Linked DNA regions of Homo sapiens: region 1 is linked to region 2. Evidence: chromatin loops called from intact Hi-C (ENCODE). Cell type or tissue: K562. All regions are shown on one strand. Each heading gives the region's core, and the rest is flanking DNA. Links, peaks and the distances in the headings are about the cores only. Region 1 has its middle 54 kb from the start of PRDM8-AS1. Region 2 has its middle 18 kb from the start of PRDM8.

Region 1 (9,182 bases), core at 616-8,615, 73 kb before region 2:
GAAACAATATTTAAAGAGACCTTTAACTTTCCACATTGAGACCCTGTAGAAAATTGCTACCTTTCTCAACAAAAGACAAAAAAGGGACAATCTCCACAGTAGTGAATTTGAGATTCCTCTTGTAGATTCCTTTACTCTTAAACTACTACCACAACAGATCATGTAAGTGCTATGGTCTCTTAAAATTAAGAACCAGTTGTGAATATCAAATCTTTTACTTAATATCCATGAGCACAATAGAGAACAAACTAGAACATTTCAACAAGATTTTATTTAATGCCAGAGGATAACAAAACAAAAATATGCACAGAAAAACCTGGACTTAGAGAATCTGGCCTACAAATTACAACTTTTTTTTCTAGAGCTTAAGTTCCTCATCCCATCCAAATTCTGACTGGCCTCCAAGAAAGAGGTTCTTGTTAATATCCACCCCTAAATAACTTAAGTTTTCACATTCAGTTTCCTCCCTGGGGACTGCCCTCAAAGTCAGTGCAATATAAAGAAAATTTTGACCGGATCGGTGGAGAGATGGATAGGTAGTAGACACATACATACATATATAGATACATAGATAAATAGATTAAAATAAATTAGATATCTAAAAATAGATATAGATTAAAACAAAAATACAGACATACAGATATATCTGACAGTTCTGGAATTTGAAAGCATTGCAAATGATTGTTTAGTTATACCAAGCCAACAGTTAAGCCACATATTGATGGGATGAATGTGGCAAATGTTTTTCTTCTTTTTAATATTTTCTGAATCATACTTGGAGCAGATGCTTTGTAAGCCTTGTACCACATCCTGTCAGTTCACATGAGGGTTTCAGCTGCAGCTGTGGTGGAAAGACAGATCTTGTGCAAGCTGCAGGCATCTTTACCTGTCTCAAACTTCTGCTCTTGCCACCCCACCTTTCTTCATTATGCTGCCACAGGAGGCAGCCCAGAAGTTGGGGGAAGTTAACCCTCCACCAATTGAGGAGAGTCAATAGAAAAAGGACCCTGTCCCCTGTCCTCCCAGTCTCCTGGTCCTTTGGAGTGATAATTGTGAGTGCATTTTACATGGCTCCTGAGAGGATCCCCAGTAGGATCAAGCTCCAGTTGTACATACCAACACAATAATACATCACTTACCAACTTTCCATCATTTCTTGCCTCATTCTCCTCATTTTAAGCCATGATTCCTCCCCACCACTACCAAATAAACTGACATAATTCAAAGTTATGTCTCAGATTCTGCCTAAGGAAACCCAAATTAATACAGTATCTGTATATCAGATTGAACAACACACTTCTCATTAAACAGTACATTTTACCACCTGAAAAAAATGACAAATTATCATAATAGCATTTAGCAATGATAACCATGGGTATCATGAACGCCATTAACAAATAAAAGAAAAACAGTGTTCACCCATTAAGAATGATATTGTAAGGAGCTGAAATCATAGAATGATGGAAAGTATAACACAGTTCTGCCAAAGTTGTGAAAATATGTGCTTGTTGTGGTAAAAAAAAAAAATGCAAATCTAACTCTAGATATAAAATTGTGGAAGGGGAACTATATTCATGACGAGAAGTTACATAACATCACAATAGTCGTCATTTGTGAGTAACTACATTCAAATCAGAAAAGCCTTGTAAATTTTAAGCTATGTTCTTATGGTTTAAAGGTACAACAATGTTGGGATGGGAGTAATAAACAGCACCCTCTTTCATAGCCTCATTTTGGACTAATTAAGAAGAATCAAGCAGACAGAAATTTAAATATCCCTTTTATTACTTTGAATGCCCCACAGGTTAGGGCCTTTTCTCATATTTACTCATTCAGTCACAGAAAAACTGGCTACCGTAAGCATCCCGAAGTGGAAGGTTTGCCCTGTAAAACTTATGCCAGGAGGAACCAAACTTCTCTGTGCAGCTAGATCGCAAAAGAAATAAGAGATGTGAGGACTAAAATACACCTTCCTAGTTCCTCCTTCCAAACTCAGCTTTTAAAGAAGTCACTCTTTCTTCTGTAATGAGGAGTAAGGAAGAGGATCATGAATGTCACCATGGGAAGAGGCCATGAATGTCATACTAGTTAGTACTCTCCATGTAGAATGAGACTCAGGCCTGGGGAAAGAGCAAGCTGTCAGCCCCCAGCAGACTGGACAGTGGTTGCTATGGATCTGTCACCAGATGAATTATCCCACAATCTCCTACAACTCTCAGCATTTTCTACTTCTAGTTTCTCTACAGAAAAGAAAGTATTTGTTTCTTAAAGTGGGTTTGGTCGGGCACAGTGGCATTCACCTATGGCCCCAGCTACTCTGAAGGCTAAGGCTGAAGGATTATTTGAGCCCAGGAGTTAGAGGTTATGTTACACTATGATTGTGCCTGTCAATAGCTACTGAACTCCAGCCTGGGCAACATAGCGAGATCTTGTCTTTAAAAGTAAACAAACAAATAAATAAATAAAATCTACATTTTAAAAGTGGATTGAGTCTTTACAACATAGGGATGTCCAGGGAGCTTTAATGTATCAATAAGAGTATCCTTAATGTCCAATTTACTTATCTAATTAAAACATTGAACATGTAATAGTCTTTCAAGCATTAAAAATTATCATTCCTGTAAATATCTACACTGTATTTACATAATTAATAAATCAACATTTATCCAAATATTTGAACATTGACTACAAACTTATTTACTTGTATTACTGTAAAATTCAATTTAAAACAAATCTACTATATTATAATCTCCTGATAATGCTTTAAACTCCTTAATAGACAAAGCACATGCTCAAAATAACAATAATTTGAATTTATTATTGCATTTATACAAAAACCAAAAAATTTAAAGCATTTCAAATTTTTTCTGGAATTTAAAATCCACATTTTATTTCTTTATTAGCTCTCTTCTTATTCTATTGCTTGTGCTTATTCTTATCTATGGGTTAGAGTGAGGTTAGCAGACAAAACTTCCTAGCACAAATCTTAACAGACACAAACGAAAAAGAGTTCTATTTCTAGCCTAAGCAGCTAATTCTGCACTATCTGTCAATAGATTCCTGATTGGGATATGGGCCAAATATACACCTAAACTTCATTTCCCTAACATTATCATTCTTGGTGTACTAATTACTATTGCTGCATAACAAATTATTCTTGAAACTTAATGGCTTAAAACAAAACTATTATCTCACAGTTTCTGTGGGTCAGAAATCTGGGGACAGCTAAGCTGGGTCCAAGATAAATTTCCAATTATATCTCATTATAATTAGTAGAGTCATCAAGAAGTCTCATGTCCTAGGAGATAAAGGGTAAATCATGTGAAGATGAAGTTCCTCTGTAAGACACTTACCTCAGTATATACACTTAAACTCTCTTTCTATGTGGTTATTGAGAATTTGACTAGTGGTGTTGATTATGGGTAGCCACCAGTACTGATCAGTACTTTTTGTTTATTCCTATTTTTCCAGGAACCATTTGTTTCACACATTGTTCTCTGTATTACTCATATTTACCCAGAGAGAAAAATACGTCACCATAATTTGTAAAATTCATACGTTTAATGGAAGGAGCAAAACTGTTCTCTACTTATTAAAATTATTTTTGAAACATAATCCTATTCTGCTATATTCTCTTGCTTTTTTGTTTTCAAATTTTCACACAACTTTTTCTTTTTGATATGTTATTGTGAATTCATAGGCTTTCATACAATGTATGTCAATTAATAATTATTATTGTGATTTGATGCTCAATTTTTAATAAACAGTAGATTTTTCATTAAATAGCTCCTTTATCCTTTCAGGCTTTACCCCCTGACATTTGTAAAAACATCTTTTCTCTCTGGCAAAAACTGTATGTTTCAGACATATTGCTTCAAATCCTAACTTCTTCCTGCTTCAAGTCATTGAAACAGCTACCCTCTAAGGAGTCATGATTCCCTTCAATGAAAAACAGCATCAAAAAAAAAAAAATTCTGGGCATTAGTGGTACACACATTTGTGCTGTTGTAAGAGAGAGGGCTAATAATTGTTAGATTTTAGAAAAAGATACAGAAAGAGTTTACCTTTTTAAGGCCAAGTTTCAAGGTGATTTTCCTAATCTAATATGTTTAATATTACGTTGTTTTATTTTACTTTTTAAAAATGAGTTTTTGCAGACTACTAACAATTTCTAGGACATGAAAGGCAATCAGGTGAGTAAAGCTCACCATTCATAGTTTCCTAATGAGGAAATGAAGAACTTCCTGATTTAGTCCAAGCAACTCACGTCAACAGAATTGTAAAACTCATTTCAGTTCAGTAAACATTATTGAGCAATCTTTGTGTGCACCCTCACCATTTCTCAAAATGTGCATTCCTGTGATTTTTTTTCTCTATGATTTAGCAGCTTCTCAGTGATAAAGTGCAAAGGCTTTTCACTCATGCCTGTTTAAAACTGCTTTTAGGTAAAGAAAGAAAAATCTGTATGGAATGTCTCCAAACTCATCAACCATTGTTAGTATTTGGGAAGCACATCCACCATCTCTAACACTTCTCCTAAATACAGACAAATATCTTTACTTTTATAATTTCTACCATTTCCTCTACCAACCACTATCCCCCTACTCTTTCTACATTTTAAGGGGTAAACATTGTTATATACACAGAAGATAGAATAAACCACATATGCAGTGACATGCATGTGTGAGTGTGTGTGTTTATATGTATAGTTGGGTAATGTTTTTTGCATACCTTCTGTGGCAAACATTGTTATTTGGCTGAGCCAATATTCACTCCTATCCTCATTTGCTCTTGCTGCTTCACGTGGTAGCAGGTAGGAAAACTAAATTCTCACTTGAATGATCACCAGCACAATTAGGCCATGTGACATCATCTGGAAAATGAGATAAGAGTTGCTAAATCTACTTGCAATTGAATCTTTATTTTAGAATATTTTTCTGGAGGAAACCAAAGTAAGGCAACAACGGAAAGGTGATAGCTTTTGTAGTACCCTAGCAACACAAAAAGCCTTACTTATGGTGAATTGGGATGAACTACAGGTGAAAGAGGATATGTGGTATGTGCAACATCTCAAGGGTTTGAGAGTAAAGGAAAAAATAAGATCTGTGGAGGTGTTTGTGTGTTCTTGTGCCATAAAAGTGGCAAAGGAAGATAAGAGTAAATCACAAAGTCAGATCACTCAACTATCAACTCAGAACACAGTGTGGAAACCACTGGTCTGGTGTGACAGTACTTAAAGAGACCCTTATCTCCAGCAGCCAGAGGACAGACTCTGCTAAAATTAGGCTATGGATTTTACTGGGAAAGTAAAAGTTACAAATAAGGCTAACTGTACAATCCATTAGCGATTCCCTATGTTACAGTCCTGGCCCTGATAAGAAAAATAGAAAACTAAAATTTAAAATAAGAATATCTGAGTATATACACATGAATATATTACACCACTAAATCTCCCAACACTTTTTAGTTAGCAGAAGCAACTTTTGGCTCTTGGGCAGAGAACAGCCTTTCCTTACCTGGAGACCATGAAAAGGCCCCATCTGAGGCAGGTGCCCCACAAGATGATATCTGACCTTCTGAAGATCTGCTCCCATTTCTGCTCATGGCTTCTAGATAAGTGTTTCTCAAACTATAACATGGATCTGTATCGCCTGGAGGGCTAGTTAAATCATGGGTTACTGAGTCCTCATCCCTAGATTTTCTGATTCAGTAGGCTTGGGATAGGACTTGGAATTTGCATTTCTAACAAATTCCCAGGCAGTACTCCTGGTCCAGAGACTGTGCTTTGAGAACCACTGCCTTAGATCAACAATCAGAAATAACTTTCAACCTAACCCTGACTAGGGAAGTACTATATCTGGTATAAAAGAAAAAGATTACCCCCAAAACCATGGAAGCTGAGGCCGGGTGTGGTGGCTCACGCCTGTAATCCCAGCACTTTGGGAGGTTGAGGTGGGTGGATCACGAGGTCAGGAGTTCAAGTCTAGTCTGGCCAACATGGTGAAACCCCGTCTCTACTAAAAATACAAAAAATTAGCTGGGTGTGGTGGTGTGCACCTCTAATCCCAGCTACTCAGGAGGCTGAGGCAGGAGAATTGCATGAACTCAGAAGGAGAAGGTTGCAGTGAGCCAAGATTGTGCCATTGCACTCCAGCCCAGGCGACAGTGTGAGACTCCGTCTCAAAAAAAAAAAAAAAAAAACCATAGAAGCTGACAAACTTGTATTCAGATCATGACCAAAATGAATCTGTGGGCATAGAGTAGCAAGGGGCAGATATAAAGCTGTTTAAGAGAGTGTGTTGATCTATAGACACTCTTCCATGATCAGGACCCTGGGAGCAAAGATGCTTTGAGCCAATCTTATCTTGCTGCTGGGATAGTCCTTGAAGCATGAAGATGATAATGGCCTACAATAAATGAGGTAGAATTGCTAGAATTGCCTTGGTAGAGTATTGATGATGGGGCCAAAATCTCATATTATTACATATGACAAGAGAACCCACCAGTCATATTCCACAGGAGGGCTAAGAGGATACTTCCTTTATTAAAGCACATCATAATTTATTTAGTAATGCACTCATTGTTGGCTTTCTTTCCTTCCTCATCTCACTTCCCCACTCCCTTACCAGTGTTTCCACAGATTATCTCCCAGATAAGCTACTTGCACTCAAATGTTTGTTTCAAGGGAGGAATACATATTAAGATATACAAGTAAGCAGAGAGGAAAATAAAAAGTTTATTTCCTTTCTCATTTAGGATTCTGGCATGATCATCACCTACATTGCCTGTCATTAACAAAGGATGTCCAGGAGATTAGAATCTGTCATGTGCCCATTAGGCACAAAGAAAAGACCAGGAATAGCACCTGCTGAGTCTTTCTCTTGTGAGGTTTGTAAGAGATTTAGAAATTCTCATGTGAAGTAAATGAGTTAAGAGCCAGATGGCCAGCTAAGGGGGATGAGAAATGTGGTGGCATCATTGTTGAAACTGCTGAGGATTGGTAATGCTGCCAAGACTTAAGGGGGAGGCAGTTCTGTAAGTGGAGGATCCCTGTTCACTGGCCATGCCAAGAGGCCCCACCACAAGTTTCATCAGATGCAGACTTTAGCAGGTGATTCCAGAAGGGTGCCTAGTTGACTATGAGGGACAAAGAACATTTCCCAGAAGCCAGGGAGAACCTAAAGCCCATTTGAGATCAAGCCTACTCCTCCTATGACCGAGAAGACCTATATGCCCTCTTGAATTCAGATGTTATCTTTCAAGCAGAATAGAAGAAGGAATTCTCAAAGAAAGCTGTACTTTGAGATGTCTGAGTAGTTATATTTGATAGGACTGTTTTAAGCCAGAAAAGACTGAGATAATTTTAACTGGAAGTTTAAATTCTGCCACTGCACAATCCATACCATCCAGCACAGGGGGCTCCAGAGGAAGTTTTTACATGAATATCACCTCCACTATATACAGATTTAATGTGTTCAAAGAAATAAGTGTATCCATGCTTTTCTTCACTTGTTATGGGAAAAATGCTTTTGATAAGTAATTTATTTTAAAATGTAGCCCTTGAATATTCCAAGAAGTGCATGTGTACACAGAGACTTTCCAGAGATGTAGAGAAAGAAAAAGGCAAGGGCATCAGCACAGCAGGCTGCATAGACAAAAAAGTCCTTGGGATGCAGCCAGCTGCACTGACCTGAGACCAGGAAAGAAGTGGGGCCATGAGCTAGAGAATTCCAAACCCCAGGAAACCTGAAAGCAGGCCAAAAATGGATAACAACCTTCTCTGTCCCTTTTCCTCTCTCTGGAAACTCTTGTCCTCCCACTCACTTCTCGTGTATCTATCCTATGTCTTCTCTTACCAATTCAGCCACTCTGAACCAAAATATTATTAAGAAAGATAATCCCACATAAAAGGGAACTCTAGATACTTTAGGCCTAAAGAAATTTGTTTAAGAGAAAAAAGTAATGTATATTGAAATCATTAAAATATATTGAATTAAATATTACAAAATGGGTCCTGATACAGCAACCAGAAAAAGCAATGTGAGGATCTCAGAAGTTAACTTGCTCACACAACTGTGAGACTGAGCTTCAAATCCATGTCAGTGTTACAACGCCTTGAATCACAACTCTATAGAGGACTTTACAAAGCGTATATAAAAAATGGTATTGTTATCAGAAATCTAAAACAGAAAAGACAATACCATACATAAAATTTCCTTTACAGGTGGAATCTGATAATTAGTATGGGGAAAGGAAGAATGAGGATTAGGCCATCCATATGGCTGTGAAGTAGAGGAAATGTTGGTAATGAGGGAATCAAGGGGTATCACTAAACCCTCTGTCAAGGAAAGTAGCAAAGTAAAGTAATTAAAGCCCGACTTTGATATCAGATAGGTTGGATTTTAATCTTTGCTCTGTCATCTGCTACCTGTGCAATCTTGAGCAATTTATTTAACCTTTATGAGAATGAATTGAATGTTGTACAGATTAGCTGAGATCATATAAAGTTTCAGGAACATCATAGATACCCAATAATTACTAATTTTTTCACTCCATTCAAACCAGTCCCCTCATCTAAGAGAAGGAGAAGTGGAACATAAGGTAAATTAGACTAAATATACAGGGGAAAAGCTAGAAATCTAGCGAAAAGCACAGAAAGAAGATAGAAAGTCAAAACACTTTGCAGAAGGTGCCTTGATTTTCTATCACATACATTCTGATAAATCAGAATATTTTTATATTTGTATATTTTTATTTCTAATCTAAGATTCCAGGTATTTACATCATTATGACACCTATCAGGTCATTCCCAGCCTCCTCAAAATCCTCTGGAGTGGCTGGGCGTGGTGGCTCAAGCCTGTAATCCCAGCACTTCGGGAGGCCAAGGCGGGCAGATCACCTGAGGTCAGGAGTTCGAGACCAGCCTGGCCAACATGGTGAAACCCCATCTCTACTAAAAACACAAAAATTTGCTGGGTGTGGTGCTGGGTGCTTGTAGTCCCAGCTACTTGGGAGGCTGGGGCAGGAGAATTGCTTGAACCCAGGAGGCGGAGGTTGCAGTGAGCTGAAATCGCACCACTGCACTCCACCCTGGGCGACAAGAGCGAGGCTCTGTCTCAAAAAAATAAAAAAAAATCCTCTGGGGTCCCTCTGAGATCAGGGCCAAACTGAAAAATTTGCTA
Region 2 (9,182 bases), core at 764-8,763:
ACTCTGGCAAAATTTCACTGGGTCTTTGAGAAAGACAAACAGAGCCAAACAGTGACACCCAGCCCCCAAATGGATGCAAATCATGTAATTAGAAAAATTTTAGTATCCATAGTGTTCAGTTCTTCTTTAGGCTAAGAGGTCCAGCGTCAGGGCTAAGCGAAGGAGGAGGAAAGAAAATAAAGGAAATATTCCTGCAAGGTCCTTCCTAGAAAGATAAGAGTTAGCCTTCAGGAAGGAGTAAATTGACTTTTTCATTAAAATGCTTTTGTAGACAGTGCTAGTTTAACTATTTGCTTTAGCAGGGCTAGGTGGATAAATGGTGAATGCCATGAAGCTTATTTTCAGGGACATTCGATCTGCTCCCTAAATTCCATCTCAGAACCTCCCATTTTCAATCGTCTCTTACCTTTAGGCTCTCTTAGATTTCCCTGAGTTCTATCCCCTCCAACAAAGAGGTAGTATCCAAAATTGCCACCTGTGTGAATAAACAGCAAAAAAAAAAAAAAAAAAAAGTCTGAATTTACATGAAGGTATTTGCTTCTCCATTTGCTTTTTAAAGCTTAATTTCTAATTTTGGAGCAGTCTAAGTAAAGATGAAGGATCGATATGCAGAGGTACTTCTCCACCAGGGTAATAATGCCTAAAACTCCTTCCAAATCAGAGGTATTTGACTTTGAGGCTGCATCTGAAAGTATTTATTAAACCTCCAAACATGCCTAAACTTAAAGCCAGGGAGATATTTAGGAAACCTAACATTCAAAAATCTAATTCCAAGCATAGTAAAGCTAATAGCATGGTAAAACAAGTCTCATCAAGTTATATGATTGCCAGCAGCTCACATTTGAATTTCTTAAATCCTTTAAATATTCAAAATACATTTATTTATAACAACTCAGAAATAGAAACTTGGAATTTTAGATATATATATTTCTCATATATATATTTCAGATATATATATATATATATATATATATATATATATATATTCACAAGTTACTCTCTTCTCTGGGATGGGGGCTTTCCTTTGAATACATTTCAGGAGAAGAAATTTAAAGTTTAATGTACAATTTCTGAGTGCCTGTCATACTGGCTCTTTACAGCAGCCTGCTCGAAGACCCAGGCACATGGCCAAATAGAAAATCAGATAAGGATGCTAAAAAGAGGGGACCTCTGGCAATGACTTCCCCATGTTATTGACTCCATAAGAAAAGGCTCAAAAAGAAGATAATTTCCCCCAATCCTTCCATCCTCAGAAAATTTTATTATAAACCATAGATAATAAGAGCTCACAAGGAAAGAAAAAGTAATACTATCCATAGGACACTGTAGAGTTAGATCACACAGGGAGAGACCTTTCTAAATCACCAAGGTAGCTGTTAAAAATGCAGTTTCCCATAGGCACCCTCAGAGATTTGATGAATCTTATGTGGGACCTAGAATCTTGCATTTTCAGCAACCAGCACCAGATGATTTTAGAGTAGGTGGCTCTTGATCCTCACTTTTGAAACACCGAAGAGAGGTTAGAACTAGCCCTATGATGACTTAAATTAAAATGTAGGAGTACATCAGTCTAGAAAATAGCTATGTTCCAGAAATATGGACAGTAAATTGAATTATGTTGTTGTAAATACAGACTTTTAAAAAAACTTCATTTATGTTCTATCTTTGTTTCAGATTGATTTTCACATTTTACTCCTCCTTGCCCACTCAAGTTAGGGTCATTAGTAAGAACAAGAAAAATGTAATTGCATGAGCAAGTACCTATTCAAGAAAATGTTTAAGCTAAATCTTTATGGAAAATATAGTGTGCATCTACCATCACCCTCTGAGGAATTTGCTTTTTATTTTTTGGATTTTTTTTTTTTTTTGGGATGGAGGTTCACTCTTGTTGCCCAGGCTGGAGTGCAATGGTGCAAACTCAGCTTACTGCAACCTCCACCTCCCGGGTTCAAGCGATTCTCCTGCCTCAGCCTCCCAAGTAGCTGGAATTACAGGCGCCCGCCAAAACGCTGGGCTAATTTTTTGTATTTTTAGTAGAGACGGGGTTTCACCGTGTTGGCCAGGCTGGTCTTGAACTCCTGACCTCAGCTTATCCACCTGCCTTAGCCTCCCAAAGTGCTGGGAATTTTTTGGATTTTTACACATTCATTTTCTAAAATTGTTTCACAACTTATTTGTATGTGTGTGTTCACGAACCTCACCAATTCAGGCTCTGACATCAAGCTCCCAAGAGCTGTCTGAAGCTATGTTTTTCAAATGAATAATAACAGCAGAATTGAAAACTCTTGAGCTAACATTTTGCTCTCAACTCCAGCCTGCTAGTCAACTACTGCTGCTTCTCTGCCAGCTGATGACTGCACGGAGGCTGCCACTTTCTGATGGTGAGTGACTCTAGGCCTCAAGTGATTCAGACGCCACTGACTCTTGCTGCAGAAACTTTTGGTACTAGGGAAACAGACTCTTCCATTCACTTCACGTCACTTAACTTTCTACTGCAGTGTCCATTCACCTAGGACTCAGGCCTGAGTCTGAGGAGGTGGGGCCAAAGGAGCACCAGGTATAATGCAGTATTCACAATCACCCATCAGTTCTGATGTTGCTTATTATTTCCAAACACAATAAGGGCTCTTGGAATGCAACCCTTATATAAACATAGCTGTGATGATCCTGCCTTCTAGATGTGTCAGCACATGCCTGAAAGAAAGAGTAGGTGCCCTCTAATTCTGGGGCCACGGCTACACAGTTGCTAAATAAAGTCTAAAGTCCACACAGTTGCTTATAAGCACAAAGAATCCTGCTAAGAAATTAGATTAGAAGTCAGATTAAACATTTATTCTCATTCTGCCTCCACCATTCTCCAGCTGTGTAACCTTGAATGAACTAACTTCTCTAAACTCCAGTCTTCTCATCTGTAAATGAGAGAGTTAGATGAGATCAGAGATTCTCAGACTTCAGAATTTGTAATAATTACTAGGGAGAGTGGTAAATAGGCTTGGCTCTAATTTCTGGAGATTCAGAATGAGGGCAGCAGTGGCTAGGATACTGATTTTTTTTTTTTTTTAATAGGGACTCACTCTGTCACCTGGGCTAGAGGGCAATGGTGTGATCATAGCTCACTGCAGCCTCCAACTCCTGGGCTCAGGCAGTCCTCTGTCTCAGCCTCCCGAGTAGCTGGGACTACAAGTGCATGTCACTGTGCCTGGATAATTTTATTTTAAATTTGTATAGATGGGGTCTTGCTTTGTTACCTAGGCTGGTCTTGAACTCCTGGTTTCAAGCAATCTTCCGGCCTTGGCCTCCAGAAGTTCTGGGAATTACAGGAAAGAGCCACACTGCACCTGGCCTGTGATTTGCATTTTAATAAACCCTCTGGATGATTCTCTAACCACGTCTGGGAAATATTTGTCTAAATCAATGATTATTCATTGTGGTCCTATTAGAAACATTTAGAAAGTATTAAAAATATACTAGTGACTGGTCCCTCTCCAAATTAATTCATCATAATATCTGGGTATTTTGTCAGGGCATTGCTAGTGCCTCAAAAAAATCTTTGTGCATCAAGGGTCAAGAATCAGTGGATTAAATAATCTATAAGAACTTTTCTCAGCTTTTGAATTACAACTTCCAACCTAGCATTCTTGGTTCTATATCACAATACGTCGGTTATAAATGTGGAGTATGCTGTGTATGCAGACTTGCTAGTTATTATGAGCTGAATTATGCCCCTCCCCTCACCCAAGTTCATATGTTGAGGTCTTAACGCCCAACACCTTGGAATGTGACTGTATTTGGATTTAGGGCCTTTAAAATTAAGTTATTGGTTGGGTCCTAATCCAATAGGGCTGATGTCCTTATATGAAGGGTAGATTAGGACACAGATAACACAGACAGAGGGGCGACTATGTGAGGATACAGTAAGAAGGTGACCATTTGCAAGCCAAGGAGAGAGACCACGGAAGAAACCAAACCTGTCAACACTTTGTTCTTGGCCTTCTAGCCTCCGGAATTGTGAGGAAATGAATTTCTGTTGTTTAAGTCACCCAATATGTGGTATTTTGTTATGGCAGCCCTGAGAAACTAATACACTAGTCAAATAGTTCACTGAAACCTATCTTACTTTGAAGAAAATAATGTTCGTCTAATTAGTTCAGAAACAACATATCTCTAAGTATCGACATAAATACACTAAATTAAAGGCTTAACTATACAAAAATAAGTGATTTTGTAGTTTTTTCCCCCAAAGTCATGATTGAAAACAGGTTATGGAAATAAGTAATGCCTTTTAAAATATCATGATCTAACCTTGAGGATGATGTTTTAAATAAAAGGATTAAGAAAGAGCAGGACTAGAAATAATTTCAGTGCTTTTCACTACCAATAATGAATAGCAAACCCAATTTCAATTAAATCAACAAACAACTACCAAATGTTTAACGTTATCTGGTAAGATATAATGTAAATTTTAATTATGAACATATATGAAGCAGAATCTGTTATTTTAGTTTTGATGCCAGGTTTTTATAAAACCACCCTGTCTATTCCCCTCGTATATCCCAATTTCTTAAGTGTCTTCCTTAAGGTTTCCTCAATCTTAACTTTCATCGTATCTATTCAAAGTAAAAATACTAGAGATCCATTTAAAATCAGAGCCCGGGAAAGAACAAACTATTAAAGAAAAAGATATATTGCCACCTAGTGGAAGACAGGCGGAATCATCTTCTTGTAATTCAAGTTTTAAACCACAGAATGGTTAGTACAAGCAATGTTTTTAAATGGTTTTTGATAGTGTGTAATTATGCTTTGTTATTTAAAAGATGTCTTTCCTGTTTAGCTGCTAAATCACTTTTAACTTTTGAGTTATATATTTAGCAATCACTTAAAGGTATACGCTGCTGCTATATATATTGAGCAATAAAGTTGAACATAGTCTTTCTCAAAAACATTGAGCTAGAATGCTAAAAACACTTACAGGTAATTCTGAAAAATATTTACCACCCACAGAATGTCAGTAGTATGGTAAACAGCCAATGTAAACATAGCTGACCAAACATTGGTAAGTCACTTCTCTGGACCTGTTTCCTCATTTAAAACAATGGGGTTACACTATGTAATTTATAAAATATTTTCAATTCTAATATAATTAGATTAAGTAGTTATAATATACACTTATATTTATTATGTTTTAGGTCTCTGTAATAGTTAGGTGAGTGACCAAACTTGGTTTAGAAAGTAGTATTGGTGAATTATTTGGTGTGTGTCCTTGAAATAACATTTCAGCATAGAACTAAAAGAAGTTTATTAATGGGAAGGAACTTCCTATCTATTTATTTGGTTGCCAGGTTTCCAGAGTTTTTTTTTCCATGAGAGTAAGGTGACCTGGCTAATTTTAACTTCAGCAATTACACTCTATCCAGCTAAATTATCCTTGCAACTTTTATTTGAGTATAACATCGTTTATTGTTTCCTGTCCTAAACTTTTAGGAAGTTGTTATTAACTGATTTACTCTTGTTGACCTTTAACAAATACACAGGATGATATTAACTACTGGTAATTCTATAAGAGCCTTTCTTTCTATAGGCCAGGAAAGGAAAGGGGAGTTTAAAGATACTTCCCTTTTAGTTGCCCTTGGTATGTCCCAAGAATGTCACAATCCTTAATTAGTTAACCATATGATGTGCAGGACCTCTGAAAAGATTTTATTTCAGATGGTATAACGCAAGGAGCTTAAGTTATCAAATTGTTCTTGCTCCAATTGTTGGATACAATTTCCTTCTGTACAGTATTTAGAAGTGTCACCAAAAGACTTCCCTTTCAAACAGAATGAACTTAATGTGAAAATGTCAATAAGTCTAATAAAAATAAGGAAGCATGGTAAATTAGTAGGTGTCTTGAAATACTACCGAGAGGAAGTTTGCTATCAGCACTCAACTTTTAAATAATTAGTTGTGAGAAACTGCATATTATAATACATGATCATTAATAAAATAGAGTACTTAGAAAAAAATTGATATCAAACTTCTGTTTGAGGCTTTGTCCAGAGATAAGACACACAGGGAGGCTAATTATAATATTTCTAGTAACTTTTCTCACTTTTTCCTTCTATCCTATCACCACACACACACACAAAAAGAAAAGAAAACGAAAAAGACAAAAAAAGGTTAATTTTTCAGTTTACATTTATTCTGAATAAAGTTTGGAAAAATAAATTTGGAATGAAGTCCCAAATGTGAAGCTGGAAACTACCCGCCTTGTTAGAATATTTTAACTGCTTCTCTCAACTGCATTTTCTATACAAATTATATGGTCATCAGATTCAACTAGTTTGAGAAGTAAAAGTTTCCATTTATAATGTGAAATACTCTTTCTCCTGTCAGCTTGTGTAGCTGCCTCACATCACTTTCATTATCCGTGGCACCAGCCTTTTATATATTGTCTTCAAATTATTCAGGTAGGTAGCTTCAGCAATTTATATACATTTATATATATATATATATATATATATATATAAATGTATATAAACATGCAGTACCTCTTTTAAATATATATAAAATAATGCAGTACCTCTTTTAAATATATATTTATATATATTTTATATATATATAATTTGAAACAACAGTTGGATGTGACTAGAACAAATTGAAAGTAATCACACATGTCATTAGAGAAACAATTTCTGTAGGTTTCAAAACCCTCTTAGATTGACCTATGTCTTAAATTTCAACATAATTTAATATATCTGTTCCTTGAACAGATACATATGTCAACTGATTACCATTATCATTCTCTTTAAGATAGCATTATTTCCTTAAATTGTATTGGTAGCAGTACCAAATAACAAGCATAATGATGAGATGATGCCCTACCTAGTAATCTGTGTTGGTCTCTTTACTGTTGCTTATACCACAGTACCTGAAACTAGGTAATTGGTAAAGAAACGGAACTTATTTCTTACAGTTGTTGAGGCCGGGAAATCCGAGGTGGATGAGGCACATCTGGTGAGAGCTTCTTGCTGGTGGAGACTCTCTTTGGTGGGGCGTCACATGGTGAGGGGACTGAGCATGTTGATGTCCTTGCTCGGGTCTCTCTTTCTTTTCTTATAAGCCACCAGTTTCCCTATCATGATAACCCGCTAATCCATTAATCCATGAATAGATAAATCAATTCATGAAGGCAGAACCCTCATGAGTCAGTCACCGCCTCTCAGTACTGCCACATTGAAGACTGAGTCTCAACATGAGTTTTGAAGGGAACATTCAAACCATAGCATAACCTATAATTAAAATATTCCATTCCAGTTAAAGAAGGCATTCTAAGTGGAGACCTGTGGAATGGATACTTTAAAAGGTAACTTTGTTCTGACTTTATTATTTTTTTTTTCATTTTATTACTCAAATGCACATTCATTTGATACACATTTCAGGGAAGGTGAATTTAGAAAGTTAAAGGATCTTTGCCATGGTAAATGAGAAGAGATTTCTGAAGTTATACATGTTAAATTTCATGTATTTTCTGTGGCTTATAATAGTAAGAAGCTGTAGTGTAATGAAGTACTTTGGAAATGCTGCTGGTACTCAGAATTTGGAAAGTGTTAAGATGAAAAATGTCTAAGAAACATAGGCATACTAAAATGCTTTTTTTTTTCCTGGTAAAATATCAGTATGCTTAGGTATAAAATGTTTTATTAACCCTCAATTGTATTGTATGCACTTATAAACATGCATGATAATAAGCTTATTTATATTCAACCAAACATTTATTTGGCAAGCAGCCGAGGATATTCTAGTGTTCTAAAGTCAAAAAAATGCCTCAGAGATTCAAAGCCTTTTGTTTCTTTTTCAATATCCCAAAGCATAGCAATTCTTTGTCTTCTTTTTGCTGCATTCTAAAAGTATATTAATTGACAACCTACACAAGCCACCTGAAAGCTTTCTATATCTACATTAAAAGCAGATTCTTCATTTGGGAATTATATTTGATATCTTTAATATCTTTGTGTATTTGAGTGGATGTATTTGACTTCTAGGTAGACTGAGAAAAGTCACAAGTGGCAGTTTTTGTTTTGTTTGTTTTGTTTTCTTTTTAGTATAATACATTGGTGGGACAGAACTTGCTAAGTCGGAGTTCAGAATTATTGGTTAGGCAGCTAATAAAAATGATTATTCAGATATTGAGAGTCCTGATGGCTTAAGGAGTGACCACTGCCCTTCTTTGCCCCTCTAGACTGTCTTGGGAAGTAGAACAAAAACAGGTACAGTGGAGTCAGAAAGACCGTGGCACTCCCTGTACCATTCAGTGGTTGTGCTCTGTTGGAATGAGTGCTGTTGACAAGTCGCCTTACTTATCTGAATCTCAGTTTTCTTCCCGGTAAACTGGAATATTGACAACTATATATGGTTGTGGTAAAGATTAGAGATAAAATATGGAAGTCCAAGTCAAATGATAGGCTGATAGGCACTAGATATATTGAATATATTATTTTCATAATCCTCCTCTGTAGGTCTTTGTGAATCTTCCATTGCCTTGCGGTTTCTAAACTTTAGGGCTATAAACCCTTTTGTTTGTTTTGTGAATAAAAAGAGAGGTGTTTCCTGTGTTCTTTCTGTGCAGTAAAGAAGATGTTGGGAAACTATGAAAGGAGATGTCCTGGGATACAGCTTGTTCATTTTCATGAAACTGGTAGGTGGAAAATTAACTAAGACAAATCAACTTGGGATGTGAACCATGGGCTCCTCTACTCCTCAGAATAGAGTCCTTATTTTCCCCAAACATCTTGAGTAAAAACCCATTCCCCCAGACTCGTTTGGAATCTCAGCACTCAGGAGTTCCCTTCCCTGGTGGTCTGGTGGAGCCCAGGAATGCTGGCCTTTAGGGCACACAGCCAGACCTGTTTGCTCACTCATGCTTGGAGTGAGCAGCATGGGAGGTCCTGATAAGCTGGCTACTAAAGGATGCAAGATGCATTCTGAGCGGTTGTATCCACTAGTGAGACAAGTCGTCAAATGGTCACTAAGGAATCTGTATTCTAAAAGAATAAAGGCATATTATCCTATGAAAGCCCTAAAAATGATTCTATGTAAAATATTTTCAAATATCTATATGACTTTGGAGAAAAACCAGCTAATCCCTTAAAATAATCTTTCAGAGCTCTTCTTTTCTAAAGGACCTAGAATAATCAAAATCT

The links. A loop is a pair of places that touch in the nucleus more often than their neighbours do. Peaks named below come from ENCODE experiments on the same cell type or tissue, not always from the same donor. Only the 100,000 strongest peaks of a DNase experiment are listed, where the experiment ranks them.
Region 1: it touches region 2 in a loop (3-fold over the local background); 3 of 110 quality-filtered maps call a loop at or near these places.

What each region holds. Positions count from the first base shown.
Region 1 is chr4:80,138,293-80,147,474 of GRCh38, forward strand. No RefSeq gene overlaps it. Among named protein-coding and RNA genes, the nearest start is that of PRDM8-AS1, 54 kb to the right of the region's middle. RefSeq lists a cis regulatory region at 5,007-5,427. In K562, for the core only: no CTCF peak of the experiment used is centred there; a DNase peak (open chromatin) is centred at 5,229.
Region 2 is chr4:80,210,946-80,220,127 of GRCh38, forward strand. No RefSeq gene overlaps it. Among named protein-coding and RNA genes, the nearest start is that of PRDM8, 18 kb to the left of the region's middle. In K562, for the core only: a CTCF peak has its summit at 4,707 (motif pointing left); DNase peaks (open chromatin) are centred at 1,146 and 4,676.